Linked DNA regions of Homo sapiens: region 1 is linked to region 2. Evidence: read pairs that join two places in POLR2A ChIA-PET (ENCODE). Cell type or tissue: PC-9. All regions are shown on one strand.

Region 1 (8,000 bases), 360 kb after region 2:
TTCCAGTACAACTCCATTTCCTGTAGGGGGGGAGAGTGGCAAGCAAGGGGCATGCATCCTCCCTAAACCCTTGCTAAGCCTGACTGGGGGTTCCATGGTAAAGGATGCACCAGCTGCATCCCATTTCTGCTTGATCTCAGACTCTCCTTTTGCCTTGCAACAGACTCAAAAACAAAACCACTATTTGCATATCCAAATCTATATCTCACCCATTCCACTCCTCATCCCTACAAAAATTCCCTCTTTACCAAGGCTTAGAGCCCTGTTCTACCAGTTCTAGTAAATTATTCTGTCCCAAAAGCACAAATAAGAGGATTTCAAAAACTGGAAGGATCTCTATTGGTTGATTTTGCCCAACTTTGCGTCCCTGGATAGGGCTGCATCTTATTTACAGACAACCTTTTCGAAACAAAACGGACATAATAGGAAGGGTTTTGCAGAAACAGAGGAACCCCTTTCTGAAGAGGTACAGCTCGAAGAGGAGAGAGGCTAACCGCTTTGCAAGAGGCACTACCTCATTTAGACTTGGTGTCTCTGCCTGAGCTGAGCTGACTCATTTATAGAGCCAGAAGGTGAGGTCCTGTCTCCATTTGGTACTTTGGTAGTTTGCCATTCAGCTATCACAGGCTTTGTAAATGAGGAGGGCATGATTTAACACATTATTGAAATAAATAACAAAGTTGTTTAATTACTGGAATAGTTCACTTTTTTCCTTCAATTTGTTCATATTTCTTAGATCATTTTTGTTCTTTTGAGAAACTACATAAAGTTTAAAAGTGGAAGTTAAACTCAGACATGTGCCCTAGTAACACTAAGTATTCTTACAAAGAAACATGCTGAGGGATGTTGAATTCCAAGTTAAAAGCTAAAAAACAGTAGCGAACTTTCGTGCCCCAGTGATCAGGCCAGGTAAAAGAGAAGCCTAACAGCCCCACTAACCTAAGTCTGGCATTACTGTGTTTATTTATAAAATAACTACTGATCTTTCTGGATTCCTCCCAAATTTTGCTGTACAGACTACAGTAAAGAGAAAGAAAGAATGGAAAGAAGAAAGGGAGAGAGGGAGAAGAAAAGGATGAAGAGAGGCAGAAAAATAGAAGTATTTAAGACATTGTCCTCCAGCAGCATGCAGTCTGAGAAATATGCAGTAAACAAAACACAGTAGACAATACAGCAAAATATAAGTGTTGTTTAGTACAGCTGGAGAAAGGAAAGATCATTGTAGGCCAGCACGAATGCTTCTTGGAAGAGACGAAACGTGAGTTTGCTCAGTTTCCAAGAATGGCCAAGATTAGTCTACATGGGAAAAAATGGAGGAGATCATTCTGTATGGGAGAAACAGAATGAGCAAAGGCAGAGTGGAGGGTTTTTATAGGGCATAATTGAGGGATGAACAAAAAGCAGCCCAGACTGTGACTGGAGAAAATATGTTGAGGAAAAGTGAGAAGAAAGTTAGGTTATGGGCTGCGCTGTAGAGATCTGGGAATGCCAAGCTAAACAGTTTAGACGTAATCTGGAGGAAATCATGGAGTCATAAACCTTTTTTGGAGTAGACAAGTCATGCATGAAGAGGCATGAAGATATAGAGGTGGAATGAGGAGATGGTCATGGTAGTTGGAAAGAAAGGAATAGAGGAATAGGGAGATGTGGGTACAAGGGCAACAGTGAAGAGTGAACTGTGAACAGGAACTGAACTTGGGGTTTGAATATTTTTAAACTTTTCTAGCATAGTAGAGGAGCGTTTTTTTTTTTTTAATCACCGCTTTTTCTCTTTTCCAGTCTATTTAACAACTAGAGAATCAGATCAGTGCTTTCTCATTTTGAAAGGTAGTCTTCACAGTGTGAGGGGAAAAAGAGTGGTTTTTTTTTTCTCATACAAACCCGTAGTAGAAAGTGGGACCTACCAAATTTTACTGCTACGTGATCCAGTTGTAGTCTTTTAAAAGCAAAGAACATATCTAGGGTTATGTTCAATGCTTTGAGATCAAATTTGTCAACTTATGGCTCATCCAGACCATTAGTTTTTTCCAGTGCTTTCCCTGTACTTAACTTTCTCATCCCGTACTGTTCATTAGTATCATTACCAGAAAGTGGAGAAGGAAATAGTATGCATTTCAGAGTTTCAAGTGAATATTAGATAGTGTTCAACTTACTCACTTTACAGTTAAGAAAACAGGCCTGAAAAGTTCTGTGACTTGCATCAAGTCACCTAGAGATGCTTGGGCGGATCCGTAAATTGATTCAAAGGCCTGAGATTCTCAGTGCACTGCCTGTTCCAGTTCATTACTCTGCCTCAGGTATTTTCCAATTGGCCAGCAGTTATAAAAGTTTTGATGTAGTCAACAAATGAACCTCTAGCTAATAATAAATGTGACAATGATCTATGAATGCTAAAAGCCTCAGGGTCTACCTTATAATCAGGAAAACAGGTTTGACTATAAGGAGCCTGAAGCATTGATCTGGCAGTAATTTTAAAAGGGTATGAGGGAAAGGGAATGATATGGCGTGAGGCTACTGTGCAGCCCTCAGACTCAGGATTCCAGAACATGGTAGCATTTACCCCAAGGATAGGGGAAATTCTCAGGAAGGCTTCCAGCTTCTCAGACCTCTGCAATAGGAAGCTGGTGGGGTTTTTGGTAACAATTCTTAACAACTGTTATAAAATCCCTTTGAGTGGCCACTCTTTCTTTAGTGATTGAGTCACTTATTTAAGGAAATGTGATGCTGTATTGTATTGAATCTCAACACCGATTGCATAATAGAATCACATGGAACTTCAAACATCACTGAGGGTGGGCTTGAACATTGATATTTTTCACCCAGGATATTTCAACATACAGCCATGGTTGGGCCCTACTACTCTACCAGGAACTTGTGTTTCTTTTCTCCACCCTCCCTCTATCCTTCCCTTCCTTCCTGCCTTTCTTCCATCCTCTACAGAATTATAGCCCTAATTGTTGGAATACGCTGAGGCTGTAACCAACTATCATTAGGACCTATTTACTTTCTTGATTCTGTAGGACCTTCTCAGGCAACAACTGGACATTTTCTTTGTAAATATTTAGCACGATTGGAGGATTTATGAAGTTTTATTGCATAAATTTATCATTTGTTCCAGGTTTAAACACAATTAACTGATCTGTAGTTAAAGTGCTTTTCTCCCAACCTTTGGTGGCTGCAATACTACCTCTTCATTATCTCTTCACTTGGATGCTGGAAGGAGGTAACAGGAGTGTGTTGGTAGTTGATGCAACTATCAGTAGTCAAGAGGAGAGGCTAGAGGGGAAGGGAGGCAGGCAGGATCCCAGCAGGCCCTGTGATGAAAGGGCACCTGGGTCAAGAGAACATCACTCAAGACTGACAAGGCAGCAAAGAGCTTCTTCCTGGGTGCCAATATTGCATCTCTACCAAATCAGAATGATTTGGTAAATGACTGATAAACCTGTCATTATCTTTCCATGGGTAGATAGAAATAAACCTGTCATTATTGTTCCATGTGTGTTCCCATGCATTGTCCACAGATGCATGATTATTTAACTGAATAATCACCTTGTCTACTTGTACATCAAACATGACAGCTTTCATTACAAAGGAATTATTTAACCTGCCTCAAATGTTGCTTCATATATGGAGCGAAAGCAGGGGAACAGAACCATGGAAGGTTAGAATTGGAACATCTTGTTTAACCTCCTCAGTTTGTAGATGAAGAAACTGAGGCCCAGAGAGAGAAAGTGATATCCCCAAAGTCACACAGCCAGATTGTGGCAGATCAAGATTAGGCCCCAGGATTAGTGCCTCTTTGGACTATGGTAAGCTCACTCTGTGGGGTAGCCCGGAGCTCTGAGGTGCCTATTTCCTGTACCAAGATGATTATGAAAGAACAATGAGGGGGACACATATTTACAAAATATCATCTTAGTTAACCAAATGCAAATTTCCCAATTTGAGAATACTTAAGAGTTCCTAAGAGGGGGAAGACAGAGACCTGGGATGAAAAGATATTGGAGTAAATGCCATTGCCCCTCGAACCCCCACAACTTCTTATCATGAATGAATAAAGCACTATTGGTTGCAAGTGCCCAAACACAGCTCAAACAAGTCAAACAACTACAACAGAGGAAATTTAATAGCCTATGTGAATAGGAAGTTCAGTGGCTGAAGGTAGTTTTAGGCAATTTAAACCAAATTTTAAAATTCTTGAGCAGGATACTGGGCCAGCCATTCTGAGTTTGTGTGTAATTCCCTTAAAGTGGGCTGGGTGTGGCAGCTGGAGAAGGCTTGATGTTAGACCCTGGAGAGCAGAGAACAAAAACCTAACTCCTAGAAACTAATTTGTATAAGAACCTGAACCTTCATCACCACTTGACATGGTCTTTCCTGGTTCAGGTGCCTATAGCTTTTCTTTGCTAGGTCTCTAACTGAATGACTCTCATCTTCTAACTTCTTATCCCACATTTCTGTACTTGCCTGGTTCCTTAACACTCATCACCTTATTAAATGTAGAGCCATACTTGCTGTAGAAGATGAACTGAAGTTGTAACATGTGGATGATGGTTCAAGTATCACATATGCAGCTCTCTTTACTATTCTTACCGCCAAAGGAACATGAAATTGCTCCCTATGCAACAAGGATGTCACCACTTGTCAAAACATAAGCAGCAGCTATGTTAAACCAGCAAGTTTAAAAACACCAAGGCACTATCCACCAGCTTTAGGTAATTATGATTTATTTTAGTTTGTTTGTTTATAGCCAGGTTCTTAGTAATTTTAACATTGCATTCTGAAATGCATGTGACTTTTTCACTGTGCCCTTTGGCAGGATCAATGAGTTCTGCACAGTGTTGCCTTTTGAGTCTTCTTCATTGTTTTTGTGAAATGCAATGGCACGGTGTTCTTCGTGGTCTCTCCGGACCTCAGCATTACTGTTCAAGTGCTGCTTTCATGTGTTATTTAAATCTGTGTCAAATGTGTGGTACCTTCCCACATGCAAACAGAAGTTCTGTTAGGAAACAAGTCAGCTAATTTTCCTACTCTGATAAAGTACAGGTTTACATTAAGAGGCTACTAGGATTTGGTTAAAAAAAAAATCCCAATTTCTAATCAGTGGGGACTTCTATTTTCTTCCTCAGCTGATCAAAAATGAACTTGTCTGGTATTTCCCTGGCAAAGTAATAATCACGCTGAGATTTTTTTCACTATATTTATTGGAATATCTTGGGTGCTATCTACTGGCCAAATGTGGCATTGCCTCATAAAAGGTGAACAGGCAAATTGCCATAGCTCTTTTAAAGATAATTTTGTGTGGGGGCTGAATATATGCCATAGGTTTTAGCACACTTGGGACCTGCCTTCTTGGACAATATCACTTCCAGACATCACTCATTGCCTTTGAGATTGGGGGATCACTTGATCAGAAGTCACACAAGTTGTAATATAAGTGAAATATAATGGGTAGGCAGGTTCCTGCTTGTCCTTCCTTGAAATGGTTGACTATAAATAGCTTAAATCTAATTTGCACTTTGCTGAGCAATGTGAATGGATAAAAATGTTACTAATTTCAAATGAGCTTCGCTATATAGATTCAATCAATAATCCTGTGTCTTCATGTGTACATAAAGGAAAATAAGAAGTTAAAAAGATTCTTTATAGTTATTTTGCACTTAATACTAGGTAGAATGTACATGCCAATTGATAGTATTGGTCAAAATACTTGAAAATAAACAGATAAACAATATTCAGCATAAGGTAAACTCATCCAATTTATGCTAACCAAATCATATTCTTTCCCCAGGAGTTTTTCTTTGTTAAGCATCTTGTAATTTACCCAGAAGAGTACATTATGCTTTAATCAGATTTGCAGAAAGGAACATATCAGGAGAAAACACGGAACAGTGAGACACTGAGAGACTATGCCAAGTGAGATGGGAGACACAGTCAAAGAGCAGAGGGATCTTACTTACTGTAGCAAAATGAGCAGTTGTCCCATTTAGGACAAATAGCTGTAAGGGAAAAGCCAAGGACATAAGATCAATATTGATCATTGAGAGGTAATGAAGAGAAAAGCCCAATATGTCAACATTAACTTAGGTGAAAATCTAGATTATAAGGCTGTACTTAACAGGAACTTAATGCAGGTGTATAGATTTAACAATATACCAGAAAATAAAATGCCCTATCTTAATTTCTAAAGTTATTAAAATGCAACTTATGCCTTTAACTCAATTATTCTAAATTGCTTATTCAGTCATTCGGTGTTATTTTTGCCAGGTCATACTTACTTCAGGTTGTATTCTATTTCAGATTGTAATTTTTGAAATTGAATATCCTGATTCTGGGACTGTATAATATATTTAACTTATTCAGTTTTCTGTATATTATTGAATAATGATAGATGTAAACATTTTGATTGAAATGAGAAAGACCATAAATTAAAATATTCAACTATCATTTTAAACCATTCTGTTTTGGCAGTGGAATATTTTTTAAAGTTATGTTTGTAGGTGGAAGTAGGAATTTTACTTACACTTATTTTCGTTTTTGTTTTAAATTTTTTTCTTCAACTTTTATTTTAAGTACAGAGGTACATGTGCAGGATGTGCAGGTTTGTTACATAGGTAAACCTGTGCCATGGTGGTTTGCTGCACCTATCAACCCATCACCTAGATATTAAGCCTAGCATCCATTGGCTACTCTTCCTGATACTCGCTCTCCCTCCACTCCCAGCCCGGGCAGGCCCCAGTGTGTGTTGTTCCCTTTCATGTATCCATGTGTTCTCATCATTCAGCTCTTACTTTTAAGTAGGAACACACAGTGTTTAGTTTTCTGTTCCTGCATTAGTTTTCTGAAGATAATGGCTTCCAGGTCCATCCATGCCCTTGCAAAGGATATGATCTTGTCCCTTATTATGGCTGAATAGTATACCATGGCGTATATGCACCGCATTTTCTTTATCCAGTCTACCATTGACGGGCATTTGTGTTGATTCCATGTCTTTGCTATTGTGAGTAGTGCTGCAGTGAACATATGTGTGCATGCATCTTTATAACAGAACAATTTATAATCCTTTGGGCACATAAAGAGTAATGGAATTGCTGGGTCAAATGATATTTCTGCCCCTACGTCTTTGAGAAATCACCATGCTGTCTTCCACAATGGTTGAACTAATTTAAACTCCCACCAAAAGTGTAAATGCATTCCTTTTTTTCCACAACCTTGCCAGCATCTGCTGTTTTTTTGACTTTGATAAAAGCCATCCTGACTGGTGTGAGATGGTGTCTTATTTTGGTTTTGATTTACATTTCTTTAATGAGCAGTGATGTTGAGGTTTTTTGTATATGTTTGTTGGCTGCATGTATGTCTTCTTTTGAGAAGTGTCTGTTCATGTCCTTTGCCCACTTTTTACTAGGCAATGTTTAATGTTTGTTTTCTTCTTGTAAATTTGTTTAAGTTCCTTGCAGACTCTGAATATTAGACCTTTGACAGATGAATAGATTGTAAAAATTTTCTCTCATTCTCTAGGTTGTCTGTTCACTCTGATAATAGTTTCTTTTGCTGTGCAGATGCTCTTTAGTTTAATTAGATCAATTTTTGCTTTTGTTGCAATTGCTTTTGGCATTTTCATCATGAAATTTTTGCCCATACCTAGTTCCTGAATGGTATTACCTAGATTTTCTTACAGGGTTTTTATAGATTTGGGTTTTAAATTTAAGTATTCCTTTTTTTCTTTTTTTGAGGTAGAGTCTCACTCTGTTGCCCAAGCTGGAGGGCAGTAGGGCAATATTGGCTCACTGCAACCTCTGCCTCCCAGGTTCAAGCGATTCTCCTGCCATAGCTCCCAAGTAGCTGGGATTACAGGTGTGTGCCACCATGCCCAGCTAATTTTTGTATTTTTAGTAGAGACAAGGTTTCACCATGTTGGCCAGGCTGATCTTGAACTCCTGACCTCAGGTGATTCACCTGCCTCGGCCTCCCAAAGTGCTGGGATTACAGATGTAAGGCAC
Region 2 (8,000 bases):
TTACATGTATACCACACCTTTTCTATTCTGATCATTTGTTTATTCTGTGTTCACTCTCCAAAATGCCTTCATTTTATCTCACGCCCCAATTCTATCTATACTTCAGGGCTTGATTAAAATGTCATCTCTTTCATGCAGACTTCCCTGTCACCCACCCAAAAAGAGAAAGAAAAAAAATCCCATGTCCCCTTATCTGCACCTTTTGTGGCAATTATTTCTTTTTATTTGCATAATTATTTACATATATTTATTTTCTTTCCTCTTAGATATGAAGCTACTTGAGTTCACTATCCCTGTTCTTATTCAGGCACCATTTCAAGAAATATTTATATAATAATGTTAACACATACATTAATTTCAACTGCTTTAAATAAGACAGAAATGCAAGATATTAATAATATTCAACAGCATCTTTTTCCCGTACTTAATAAGAAAAAAAATTTTAAGTAAAGTTATCTCACACATACTTCTAAAAATATATTGGAAAATAGCTTCATCACCCTGGGTTTGGCAAAGATGTCTTTTTTTTTTTTTTTTTTTTTTGAGACGGAATCTTGCTCTGTCACCAGGCTGGAGTGCAGTGGTGCGATCTCAGCTCACTGCAACCTCTGCATCCCAGGTTCAAGCGACTCTCCTGCCTCAGCCTCCCGAGTAGTTGGGACTACAGGAGCGTGCCACCACACCCAGCTAATTTTTGTATTTTTAGTAGAGACGGGGTTTCACCATGTTGGACAGGATGGTCTTGATCTCTTCACCTTGTGATCCACCCACCTGGGCCTCCCAAAATACTGGGATTACAGGCGTGAGCCACCGCGCTTGGCCAGATTTCTTAAACAGGACACACAAAAGTACTAATAAAATAAAAGTGAATACATTACACTATATTAAAATTAAAAATTTCAGTTGATCAAAAAAGTATAATTTAAAAATGCCATTAAGATGGGAGAAAATGTTTGTAATATACATAAAAGACTAAAACCCAGATATTTAAAAATGTACAAATCAATTTTTTATTTAAAAAAGGACACATTCTAATAGAAAAATGCACAAAGACTTGAGCAGGTCCTTCACAGAAAGGGATATCTAGATGGCCATTAAACTTATGAAAATGTGCATGACATCCATAGTCACCAGAGAAATAATGCCTATTAGCCATAGTGAGATACCACTTCACACCTGCCAGAAGAGCTGAAATGAAAAAGATGGAAAAAAACAAGTGTTGACAAAGTGGGTGAGGAAGTAAACCAGGAGGCATTGCTACTATGAGTGTAAGCTGATGCAATTATTTTAGAAACTAGCTCAGTATGATGAACTAAAGCTGAACACAGGCATAATTTATGACCCAGTAGTTCACACCAATGCATGTATACGTGTGTACATCAATAGACATGTATAAGAATGTTGATAGCACCATTATTCATCATAGCCAGAACCTGGCTATGTTCATACAGAAGCACATTATACAACATTCACACAGAGGCCCATTAAATAGCAATGAGAATGAACAAATTATCGCTAAACTCAAAATATATGGATGATTGTATAAACATAATATTGAGTGTTTGTTTTTTAAAGCAGGAACAAAGATTTTTCTACTGTGGGGTTCAGCTTACGTAAAGTTCAATACTATGCAAAACTAATTAGTGATGTTAGAAGTCAGATTGTGGTTATCTTTTTTCAGGTGCTAGTGCCTAGGGTGCTGGTATATTCTATTTCTTAGTCCAGAGACTGACTATACAGGTGTATTCACTTTGCAAAAACCCAGCAAGTTGTAAACTTATAATTTGTACACATTTCTTTATGATGGTTATGCCTTAATAAAATATTTTTAATAAAAGGTTTTTACATATTATTTGCAGCAACAATTTCACTGCCTTAGGCACCATGCCAAAGAGTTGTGTATGTATGAATTACATACCCTTTTAATAGCACAAAAACTATTAAAATCAATATTTTTATATTACACCTTTAAGAATTAAGAGGTAAAATTACACAGTGATTTATTCAGCAGTACAAATGGAAACAATAATAAGTGTTTATTGATTCTGAAATTATGGAGGCCTGAGAATTTAAATCAGAGTTTCAGTATGCTGAAGCAATTCATTTGTTCAAATCACCTTGGCATTTATGATTAGCTAGAATTTGATTAATCGGGGGTATATGTCATCATCTTGCAGTGTGAAAGTATCCCCCCAAGTCTCTTTTCTTTTCCTTTGGTGTATTTTGATCTGGGGCGTTCTGGGACTGTCCTTAACATTATAAGCTCATTTGGAAAGGCAGATAATGCTTAAAATCTAGCCAAGTGGGTTATGGCTCCATTAAAACTATCAGAAAGATCAGTAGAAAGAAGTAATAAGAATCTATCTAGGCCAAGAAACAAAATCTGCTGTATGCTATAGAAATCTCCAGAAAAAAGGTGCTTCCTTCCCACCTCCAATCCATAGTGAACTTAAAACAATCCCTAGGACTTCAAGGCCTAGTACAAAAACATTTTGTTAGGTTTTCTGGGTTTCAGCGATTTTTCTCAGTAATTAGATTTAAGTTCAAATAGACATTGGTACGCCTGGAAGAATCACAGAAGGCACTACAGGGCATAAAGCAACAAGGAACTGTGCACCTCAGAGTAGGAGGGGTTGCTAGTTAAGGAAAGGAAAAGGGAGCCCTTTATATTGTATACATTTTTTGAGACTCAAAGATGTAAGTGATGGTTCAGGCCAGTTAACCCTGGCATGCTAAATATTTGCTAGTCACAACTCACCATCTTGTTCCTTCAAAATGGGCACTAATGTTATCCACAACCTTGCCATTTCACACACACCCTCAAAGAGTTCAGGCTTCTTCCTGGGTTTCATACTTTAGGGGTCTTCACAAATTCCTCTCTCTCTCTCACACACACATACACACACACATACATACACATACACACACACACACACACACACACACACAAGTATACCTATTAAAAAGCACATATGTGCCTCTGCCACTCAAGACCCTGTCCTTGACACTGGCATCATGTCACTAGAACCCTGTACTGCTCAGTTCCCAGGTAATTGCTATTCCACACCTCTTGCCCTACAAACTCAACTGTGCCCTTATGTGGTGAATGTATGAGGACTGTGCTAATTCCAGTATCAGAGTCAGAAGCTGCCTCCCAGTTGCTGTGGATTGAATGTGTTCCTCCAAAGTTCATGTATTGGAAACAATCCCCAAAGCAAAAGTGTTGGGAAATGGGGCCCTTTGGAACGTGAATTGATTAGTGCCACCATAAAAAGGGCTTGAAGGAGTGGGTTCACTTTCTTCTGCTCATCTGCCATGTGGGGACACAGCAAGAAAGCCCTAACCAGATGCTAGCACCTTGATCTTAGACTTCCCAGCGTCCAGAACTATGAGAATATAAATTTCTGTTCTTAATAATTATATTCAGATGTCTTTGGTATTTTACCAATTTTTAGTTATGTAAAAACCATGGATGTAATTCACATATCTTTTAATTTGGTTTTATATGTGCTATAAAAGTTATATTAGAAACAATTGGAAGATAAAATATATGTTATGTAACAGCTTTTAGGATGATTTATCACATTTAAATATTAGCATATGGCATGTAGGCCTCCATTTCTTTATCTTGCTGCAGACTTCACAAATGTAAAATGAAGGTCTGCAATAAGTCAGATAAAACTCTATCACCTCATTAATACCATTTGTAGTTTTTAGTCTTCATATTTATTCTCTGATGTGAAGGTTATTTTTTAAAAAGTAAAAACAAAAGAATTATTAGGAGTTTTAGCACCAAAACCTAATGTAATATTATACTAGTAACTTTTTTATCTTCCTAAGTCTTTTAATAATCAGAGGTGGTTTTTCCTGTTTTCAAATGTTAGAATCTGATTATCTTTTAATCAAACATTAGTTTATTCATAATCATCTGCATTTTTATTTTTTATTTACAGGATACTTTATATGCATAATATTTCCCAAATCTGCCTAATCCTAAAAAGTCACATGGACCACTTCCAACACACAAATTTCTACATCCCAACCTATATCCATATTTCCTGTATCGAAATATCTAGGAAAGAGAAGCTTGTGTATCTTTTTTTTTCCTTTTTTCCCTCTTCTCTCCTCCCCTTTTTAACGAACACCTGAAAGGATTCTCATCAAAGAAGTCTGAGTAACACTGTTTTGTAAGGAAGCATTTTTCAGTGACGAATCACAGATTATTATTCAACTTCTCCCAGCTTGTTAGGTCAAAGAACAAACATAGGTCATCTCTTTTATGACCTAGAGTTGGGTCATATAACATCTCTCTCTCTGTCTCTTTTACTCTCTTTCTCTCTCTCACCCTCCTCAAAACCAAATGTCTTTTAGTAACATCTTACAGTTATTCAAAGCACTTTCACATCTATAGTATTGTCTTAATTTATTCTCAAAACCAGGCTATGATAGAGGTGTTATTATCCTCAAGTAGTAGATTGAGAGACTGGACATAGAAGGGCTGAGGATCCTGTTGACATCATCATGTATCTAGGCACAGATGAGACTAAACTAGGTCTCCAGTTCTAGTGTCAGTTAGCTCTTACAGTATGATATACAACCACAAAAACTCAGTGGTATTCAGCAAAGAGCATATAGTTTGGGTTCAAGTGCCTGAGACTGGGCTGGGGCAGCTCCTCTTGTGCATCTCATACTGGAACTCATGCTAGAGGCACCTGGGGCATAATCTTCTCCTGGCACTGCAGAAGCACAGTGCAGAGGGAAACAAGCCTAACCACTCATAAAAAATTTCAAGCCTCTGATTACATCATACTTGCTAATTTCCCTTTGGCTAAAGCACACCCAAGTCAAGGAGGCAGGAAGCACACTCTAAAATGCTAAAATGAAGCCATAGCAAAGGAATGAATCAATTATTTTACCAGAGCCAAGGAAAACTTTGCATCAGTTATTCAATCTACTTCACTCAAAGGCACAGTTCTTTCTACTAGATCATACTACTTTGACCTTCAAACTTTGACATTGGCTTATTTCCATGGCTTACTCTGGCTATTTTAAAATTTGCTACATAGGAAAAAAGTAATTTTACAAATAATGTATAATTAAAAGTTCATCACAAATTAGTGTATTACCTTATACAAAAATAATAAATATAAAACAAATGTTTCAGTAAATAAGAGAATATATTACTAGTTCAGCTTGCTGAGTCTACCATAAAATAATGTTTCATGCTAAAAGTTTTGTCTATTGTTTGACTAAACACTAAAGAGCTTTCTTTTAAGCAAATCCACAAGTAATAGTAGAATAGCTAAGAATTTGTACAGTTATGAAATATAAGCTTAGAAAATGAAGAAAATGTTTTTAAATGTTAAATTTCTAAGTCTATACCTTCAGGCAATTGCATATCTTGAATTTTGAAATTTTCTTTTTCAAATAATGACTAGGAAATTTGTTTTAAAAAGTCAGTTTCCTGTTATATTCTGTAGACAAATATTTTTCAGAAAAAAATTTAATATTAACACTTTAATCACTAAGCAGGAGTTATTAATAATGGAATTCCTTGAATGAACTATTGTTTTCAAAAGACACATATATACATTTTTTAATTTAATTAATACTTAATCATAGGAAGCAAGTTTTTAATTGGACAAAAGGTAGACTCTGGCATCATGAAATTTGGGTTCTAGTAGGTCAGTTCAAATATAGTTAGAGCACAGGCATAAAACTGACTCTGTTATCAAGTTGCTTGTGAAACATGTTGAAATAAAAGTGATTGTATTATTAGTCAAAATATTATCTGCCCATACATTTGGGAGGTTACACTTTCACCTTATGAAGTATCAGGCGTAGTTATTTGCCCAGCAGTGACCTCCCTGTGAATGCATTATACAATCCTGCCCTGCTGACTTCAGGCATATATACCTTGAGGTATCCCTCCCTGCAGGAGGATTGTGTGTCCCTGTGATGGTGAACCCAGGACTTTTTTAACCAATGAAATATACCTGGAAATGACCTGGGCCACTGGAAGAAGAAGATTTGGGTACCACTGTATGGTTATGCCATGCTCTGTTCCCTCTCTATGATGAGGCTGTACACATTTCCCATTGATACTGCTTCCTCTGCCTTGATCACAAGCAGAGATGTCGAACAAAGTTTCAGCTGACCTTTGATAAGCCAGCCGTAATGTGAATGAGAAATGAATCCTTGTCTTTGTAAGCAACTAAGATTTGGCTTAACATTCTACAGACTAAACTTATACTCTACAGCCTAAACTTACTGGTATAGAAATTGATCCCCAAAGTGAGTGTTATCATAACACAAAACCTGAAATACGTGGCATCAGCTTCACTGCTGGACAGTGGATAACCAGGAAACTTATGTACAGTGGAAAGATGTGACCCTTACCATGTAGTGGCAAATTGGAATAACTAGGAAGAAAGATAATGTACGAAATGAGCTCATGGCTTTAAGTGGAGAGGTTGGGAGACATAATGTTAGGACCATTCTTTGGTTGCTATTGGATGCATTTGGTAAGGTACTGCAAAGAAATGAACTCAGAAAAGGACTGACGGCTTGTAAATAAGAGTCAAAGGAAATAAAGAGAGCACAGAAATTTGTGGGCCTTTCAGTTTTGAAGGATGCAACTGTTTTTCATCTCCAACTGGTAAAACATTAAACCAAAAGAGAAAGCTTTGGGTGACAAAGGCCAATTTGAAAAGAAGTTTCATGGGAAAGACAAAATCAAGCATGTGACCATAAAACCCATTGTGAAACTTCTGAATCAATTAAGAAATCAAACAAAAATCCTTTCAGTTAGACAAATGGCAGAAGGAGAACATACTAAGGATGTGCCTTCTGTGAAAATCTCATCAGCTTACAATGCCCAGAATTAATATTAGGAAAAGGAGCACATATCAAGAATTGTTGATGTAGGTATTGGTACAGGAACTAAATAAAATAAAATAGACAAAAGGCCATGTAAATTTTTGAGAGAGTTGTACTCAAAAGATCATCCAGTCTGGACTAAATAAGAATGACTGAGACATAAAGTAACTCTTGGTCCTGAACTTTCTGTGAGTAGTATATCATTTGAGGTTAAGTCAGGAAACCAGAACCACTATATGTATCACAAGGAGAGCATCCATCGAAGTACAGAGAAACAACAAAAAAAAGAAAAGAAAAAGGAATAAGGGATTTAATATGGGAATTAGAGTTTATACAAACATGAGTGGAGCTGGGAAAGTAAAGGGGTTGGACGTAGAACTTGAGAAATTGTCACTAACGATTTTATCCTGATGTGCTGGCATGGGAACACAAGTTGGAGCTTGCAGGAAAATATAAGTAACCTGTGTGTGTCACTGCCAAAGAGGAACTGGAGAACCTGGCAAAGAAGGAACACAGGGAGAGTCTTGTGTAAGCCTCTGTGGATCCACAAGCCAAGATCAGGTGGGCTTGAGGCAGCTGTTGGTCAGCATGGCCAGCCATCAAGATGAGTTGGAGCAGCAGAGTTACAACCAGAGACTCACCAGGCACCTCTGCAGATGATGCCTGATGCGAATAACCTCCCAAGAATGATGTCCTCTACTCTTATCTGCCTTCCAATCTCACAAAATTTCTTTTAATGGACCAATCCATCTGACAACCATACAGAGAAGATTCTGAGAAATGTAGTTCCTAATCTTAGACAGGAGCCCAGGTGCTAAGTCAACAGTAGACAATTCAACACAGAAAGGAAGCAGGCTCAGAAGCAGCTGGGGGTGAGGGGAGGGCAAGGAGAGCATTTTCTAATGTGGCCAAAGATGATCATGAAAAACATAGGAACTCCCAGAAGATGAGGCTAAAAGTCATAGAATACAATGGACTGAAAATCTACTTACATGAACAGAGACTAGGTGACTAGGCTATGAACTTGGAACAATTCTGCACTGCCCCCCAACCACCCCCCTTGCCCTGCCACTGCACCCCCGGCTCAGTAGAAGAATCTTGCTTAATAGGATTTCAGAATA

Evidence for each region. ChIA-PET counts read pairs that join two places held together with the same protein. Peaks named below come from ENCODE experiments on the same cell type or tissue, not always from the same donor. Only the 100,000 strongest peaks of a DNase experiment are listed, where the experiment ranks them.
Region 1: POLR2A ChIA-PET joins it to region 2 with 11 read pairs; 2 of 35 experiments call an interaction of 5 or more read pairs at or near these places.

What each region holds. Positions count from the first base shown.
Region 1 is chr2:138,782,026-138,790,025 of GRCh38, forward strand. No RefSeq gene overlaps it. Among named protein-coding and RNA genes, the nearest start is that of NXPH2, 5.6 kb to the left of the region's middle. In PC-9, CTCF peaks have their summits at 5,234 (motif pointing left) and 5,434; no DNase peak of the experiment used is centred here.
Region 2 is chr2:138,417,298-138,425,297 of GRCh38, forward strand. No RefSeq gene overlaps it. Among named protein-coding and RNA genes, the nearest start is that of SPOPL-DT, 80 kb to the right of the region's middle. In PC-9, no CTCF peak of the experiment used is centred here; DNase peaks (open chromatin) are centred at 4,204 and 4,784; H3K27ac peaks cover 1,898 bases.